Regions from separate parts of the Homo sapiens genome. Here region 2 is linked to region 1. The links are chromatin loops, found by intact Hi-C in ENCODE. Cell type or tissue: Caco-2. All regions are shown on one strand. Each heading gives the region's core, and the rest is flanking DNA. Links, peaks and the distances in the headings are about the cores only.

Region 1 (2,929 bases), core at 305-2,804:
AAATGTGATATCTGGAAAACCACTTTTAAAATTCTACAATAATATAGATCGTAATTCTCAAAACAGAATACTGTTGATACAATTTTTGAAACTATAATCAAATACTTCCTGTTGCTATCCATCATACCCAAGGAAGAATACAATATATTAATAGATTATGTGAAAAAAAATAACTATTCTTTACTTTTGTCTTTTCTAAATACATTTATTTTCTAAACGTGCAGGCAACACTTCAGGGAAAAAGACTTTATAATTCCATCCGTTTATTTGTTTTTACAGAATATCAATATCATAAAAAAGGTTCTTATATCTCAGAAATCCTAAATCAATATATATTGGGTTTTCCCTCACAAGAAAATTATACTCCATTAAGAGATCAAAAATATTTACTTCTAATTTTGAAGTTACGTAGAATTCTCCATAGAATGGAAAATGACAAAAAACAATTTATCAGTAGATCCTATGGTTATTTATAAAGAGTCAGAGTACTGTAAAAATAGTATTTTCAACACTACAAATGAGGATTATTACTTCAGTTTCTAAAGAAATGCCTCCCTCAATGCTTTCTTCAAACACTCAAATCCCAGCTTAATAAAAACAAATGGCATTCCTCATTTCTTCAAAATTACACATTCGATATCATAAGCCTTGCTGTTTTAACAAGATGCTACACTTTCCAATTTAGTAATTAAGTACTCATAAGCCTGAGTTTAGGCTGCAGTGTTCTGGGGATGATGGGCTGACTATAATAAATATATTTATAATCGTCAAATTCATGAATTTATTTATATTAAAATAAAATAAATAAAAAGGTAAGTTAATATAAAAACGTAGCCTGACTAATCCATAAAAGTGGTCTTTGGTATTTCATCACAGAACTAAATAAATTATAAACATGTATAGTATCATTAGAAAATTTTAACATTTCTATCCCTCAGTAATTCTACCCACTTCTGAAAATTACAGACTTTTAACTTGCCAAGCTAAAAGACTGTATTTTGTGTCTAACAGGAAACTAAACTGAACACTTAACTATATTGTTAAGGAAAATTATGACAAGTATTGGGTCCAAAGTATTTTACGTACTGAATCTTTTAGTTTCCAACTACAATTTTCAAAAAATTGAAAAACATTTTAAAAGACAAACATTCCTTCAAGTAAAATATACTAGTAAATAAAATGTACCAAATAAGAATCTATCCAATAAAATTTAGCCAACAACCATCAATCATAAAAGTCTTCCATTCCTAAAATAATCCCCACCCTAATAAAACAAAAGGAGTACTTTAAAACCATACATTTCTAGAAACTCTGCATGATTAAATAATATTTTATCTATAATATCATAACTAGTTTTAATATAACCAACACAAAATTTAAGTATAATCCATAAAGATTTGAAGATAAATTTACCCAGGTTTGTGTATTTCCTTTCTGGTTGAAGAGCAGACATCTAGATAAACTTTCCAGGGTTGATATTCTAGAACAATAGTACAAAAGCCTAAAAAAATGCTACAATGGTATATTTATTAACATATAAATTTTTTTACTGCCCTCTAGTGGCAAAGAGTCAAGTCACTGTATAAGGATGAAAGCCTGTGATTGGGAAGACTCACGGTGAGGGCTACAAAAAAATCTTGAAAAATAGTACAGCAAAATTTTACACCATATGGCACACTTCTTTACAGGAGATTAATTATTAAAAAAAAAACTCTACATATGAAACTCAAATTTTTTTCCTAAAAATATTATAAGAATGACATAAGCAGAATGAATATTAGCAAAGTACCGTACATCAACCATTAAATATTTTAACTGGCACTACAATGGCACTAATATTTCAAAAAATAAAATAGTCAATAAATTTTCACATGACATTAGAAAAAATTTGACTAATTCTTTAATTTTACTGGACTGGTTATTTTTAGTGTTTATTTTTAAAGAATGAGAGTAGTATGAAAATAATATTTTCAACACTACAAATGAGGATTATTACCTCAATTACAAAAGTTATTTTTAATTTTTTAAAATTCAAAATTCTAAAGAAAAGTGCAAAAGTGTTTAAGTTCCACAGAAACAAGTAAGCTAAATTAATATTCAGATTTGTTCCTGAAAGACATTTTACAGTTGAAACAGTTCTCACTATGTGTAAAATTGACAATTGGTATGATATAAAAGTATATATAATCTATAACTAAATTAACATTTGTTCTGCTTTGTACCAAATTAGTCACAGGTTCTCTCCAGGTATTTTCCAGAGCATCTGCATAATTTTATTCATTATTTTTTACTTTGTTTTTCAATATTCACTTTCTGTAATTAAAAATATGATTTAAAGACATAAAGTATGATTTTATTTGATTATTAAAAATAAGTATTAAAAAATAAAGTAGATGAACTGCTGTTTATCTGTGTATCTCAGATGTGATTTGTTGCATCTCAGATACAAAATGTATTAAACAGCTTGTGCTATGTAAAGAAAAGTATAATCCTGGAAACTTGGGTAATTTAATCATACAGCTTGTCTTAGGGGAAAATCATAGAATGCAATCAAGAAATAAAGAACGAAAAGACATTATAAACCTGACAGGAAAGTCACTGGAGGAGGGATTCAGGAGGCCGGTGGGAGGGCCCTATGCAGACCCATTCTGAAAGTTTTTAACCTTTAGGAACTCTGTGACCATAAAAAATAAATTTAGGCTTGATATTTGTGTTTACTTGTTTGCTTTCACATGGTGTAAACCATGCCTGGAAGCCAAGGCTGCCAGGGTCTTGCAGGGTCTCAATGAAGGTGGAACGCTGATGACGGCAAAAGACGGAAGACAGTGTCTTCACACTTCCTTCCGGGTAAAACTCAGAAAACAGTCACCCAGGATGCTCATACAAGGCTCTTTCTACCCAAGGTAACAATCCCTATACAACTCTCTAG
Region 2 (2,929 bases), core at 160-2,659, 450 kb before region 1:
ACTACTGAGGCCACCACGTACTGACTTGCAAACTGGGATTCTGGTTCCTCATCACAGGACTCGGCAAACTTGACAACTAACTGTTGCCTTGGCTGGCACAGGCCACTGTGTTTGCACGGCCTCCCTGCCCATGTTTGCATGGCCCTTGAGGGAAGGATGGTTTTTACATTGTTAAATGGTTGAAATGAAACCAAGAAAAGAACAATATTTTGAGGCATGTGAAAATTAGACGAAATTCACATTTCAGAGTCCATAAATAAAGTTTGGTTGGCTATAGCCACTCTCATTTGTTGATGTCCTTGACAGCTCTTTACAACAGCAGAATTGAGTAGATGCACACACACTGCAGAGACGCAGAGACCGTGTGACCCTCGAAGCCTAAAATCGTTACTCTCTGGTCCTTTACATGTAAAGTTTGTAAACCCCTGCCTTATCTGGGGGCCAAAAGAAAAAAAAGAGAGATAATGATTCCTACACCAGAAGGTTTTTGTGAGGATTGAATGAATACTAGTGATAAAATAAGAGACTGTACCTGGAATATGTGGGTGCTTCAGAAATGATTTCCTCCCACCAAGCTTAGCAGCTGGCTCTTATCACATTCCCTAAACAGTTACATTTACAGCCAAGGTGGCTTTGGATCACAGCACAGAGCTTCTGCATGTCACACAGATGGACAGGATAAATGTACCTCACCGTCTACTCAGAAATACCCTTCATGAATGAAACTCCTAGAAATCTGCAAGGATGAATTTAAACCTAAATGCTTCCCCATGAATTTGAGAAACCTCTAATATCCAGTCTAGAAATCACACAGCTGAGTTTAATAATTTATAAGTGTTTTATGGGTAGCAGCACAATAGTTGGGAAAGGCAAGTTGCTCATAAACTGTTCCCCCAGATCCAGGAGATGTAGATTGCAGTGGAAAGCGACTCTACCTTGCTTTCCAAAATTAATCTTTAAAAAAAAAATTGAACTTTTTAGAGGTAGGGTCTCGCTGTGTTGCCCAGGCTGGTCTCGAACTCCTGGGCTCAAGCAATCCTCTCTCTTCGGCCTCTGGAATAGCTGGGATTACAGGCTCGGCAACAGCCCTTTAATTCTAAATCCTCTCCCCAAGTGACTCCCTGCTTCAGATAATTTTATGTTCATATGGCCACTAGAGAGCACTTTGAGACTAACAAACTTTGCTCTGTGCGCCCAGGCCTCTGCTGCACCCTGGTCTCCTGAGGTGGAGGGGCTGTGTTCCGCTGCTGCGCCATCTAGCTACCAGCGGCGGCCTCCAAATGGCTATCAAGGCTGATGGATGCATTTTGTGAAGCTTAGTGACCTGTGGTAGTGATAATGAAGTATTCTGAAGCTCAGATAACATTTTATTCTGTCACTATGGTTTTCTGACTTTAGTGACATCACCTAATTTGTACTGCTTTGCCGCGTGTTTCTCAGGCAAGCATTTCAGCCAGGGTCCCAGTTTCCTTATTGCTCCTACTCCCTTCTGTCAGATTGAATTTCTCTCAAAGAGAAAATATTGCTTGATATTGATTCCAGTGCACAAGATAATTTCAGGTTCTCACTCTATAGTTCATCCAGGGGCCCTGTTTAAAATCTTGAAGAGGTTTTCCAAGGCTAAGAGGCACAGTTCAAAAGAACAGTTCTTGAATGTGTTTAAAAGACCCTTGGCTACATTTTCTGATGTTTCATCAGCAGCTTGCACTGATACACTTTCCATTGCTATTACAACTGAACCATATCATAGGGAGCTGTACCAGCAAGACCATCAAGTTTTCTAAAAAGCTATAAAGCTTTCATGTTTTCTGGCCTATTTCTTACTGTGCTCTTAAAAATGTTTAGCTTCTGCCGAGCCAAATGTGTACCTCCAAAGGCAGACGCAGTGAAAAACTCTTCAAGTATCTCAGTGACTGCTGCAATATCTGTATATACAGCAGGAGGATGATTCTGTTTGGATGGAGGAAGGGGCAGTTCTCTGTGGTGTGCCCTGTGAATGAATCACACCGCCCTTCGGCGAGGCCCGTCAGCACTGGGGTCCAGCTACGGATGTAGAAGGAGAATCCACTTTCCTGACCACTGCTTATGAGCACTCCCCAGAGCCATTCCATTCTGGTATCATTGTTTGCATCAAGGAGAAATCAAAGTCATCAGTTCTAGCCCTGACTCCTCAACAGGTGGAGGCATTTATAAGGAGAGGTTTTCAGGGGATTTCTTTGAGGTTTTCAAAAATCCTAAATAATTTCTCCCTCTTTTGAATGACACTTGACTTTCAAGTAAAGAATATGCCTGCATGTGAAATGTCAGTTCTGTCTAATAATAACCTGCTTAATGTGCCACTGAAATCGCTAATCGAATTTGCCACCATTTTAATAAAATGAAGTTCTTTTCCTCTGTCCTGGCGCCTGGCTCCTAGAAGCTGGTTAGAACGGTCAGACTGTTACAAACAAAACGGATGGCTTCATAAGGAAATTACACTCTAAAATGTAAACTCACTATCTCGCTCTTTGCCGACACACGTCGTTGGTACTTTGCCATGAGAATAGCAAGGAAGTGAACAGGCTACTAACCAAGACTTTCAAGAAATATACTTCTCTAGGTTTCACAGGGAGCCATGAATATGAAAACTTAACGGAGTGGAAGGCAAGATAAGGAGTTTCCATGGGGACATGTGCATTATTGAGTAGATATGGCTAGTTTTCAGCAGCCAGACTTAGTTTTTAGCTATCAGTCTCTAACCCAGACCAAGCCACCTTCTTCTCCAGTCCTGGAGGGTGTACCACATGCTCCTGTTTCTTTATTTCATGTGATGCTTTTTTGTGTGTGGGTAATATGATGGTCAAACTTTATCTGAAAGGCAATGTTATCCCTGGGATTTCAACACGGGTCGAATAGTACAAAGCAGAAAGATTATCTACATGTGCATGTA

The links. Hi-C counts contacts between places; a loop is a spot of excess contacts. Peaks named below come from ENCODE experiments on the same cell type or tissue, not always from the same donor. Only the 100,000 strongest peaks of a DNase experiment are listed, where the experiment ranks them.
Region 2: a loop joins it to region 1, with 4 times the contacts of the local background. A loop is called at or near these places in 32 of 110 quality-filtered maps.

Annotation. Positions count from the first base shown.
Region 1 is chr4:182,477,233-182,480,161 of GRCh38, reverse strand. The region is part of intron 3 of TENM3 (teneurin transmembrane protein 3); the gene reads right to left. Among named protein-coding and RNA genes, the nearest start is that of TENM3, 240 kb to the right of the region's middle. In Caco-2, for the core only: a CTCF peak has its summit at 1,555 (motif pointing left); no DNase peak of the experiment used is centred there.
Region 2 is chr4:182,923,747-182,926,675 of GRCh38, reverse strand. No RefSeq gene overlaps it. Among named protein-coding and RNA genes, the nearest start is that of DCTD, 7.8 kb to the right of the region's middle. RefSeq lists a silencer at 1,111-1,313. In Caco-2, for the core only: CTCF peaks have their summits at 1,014 and 1,214; a DNase peak (open chromatin) is centred at 1,215.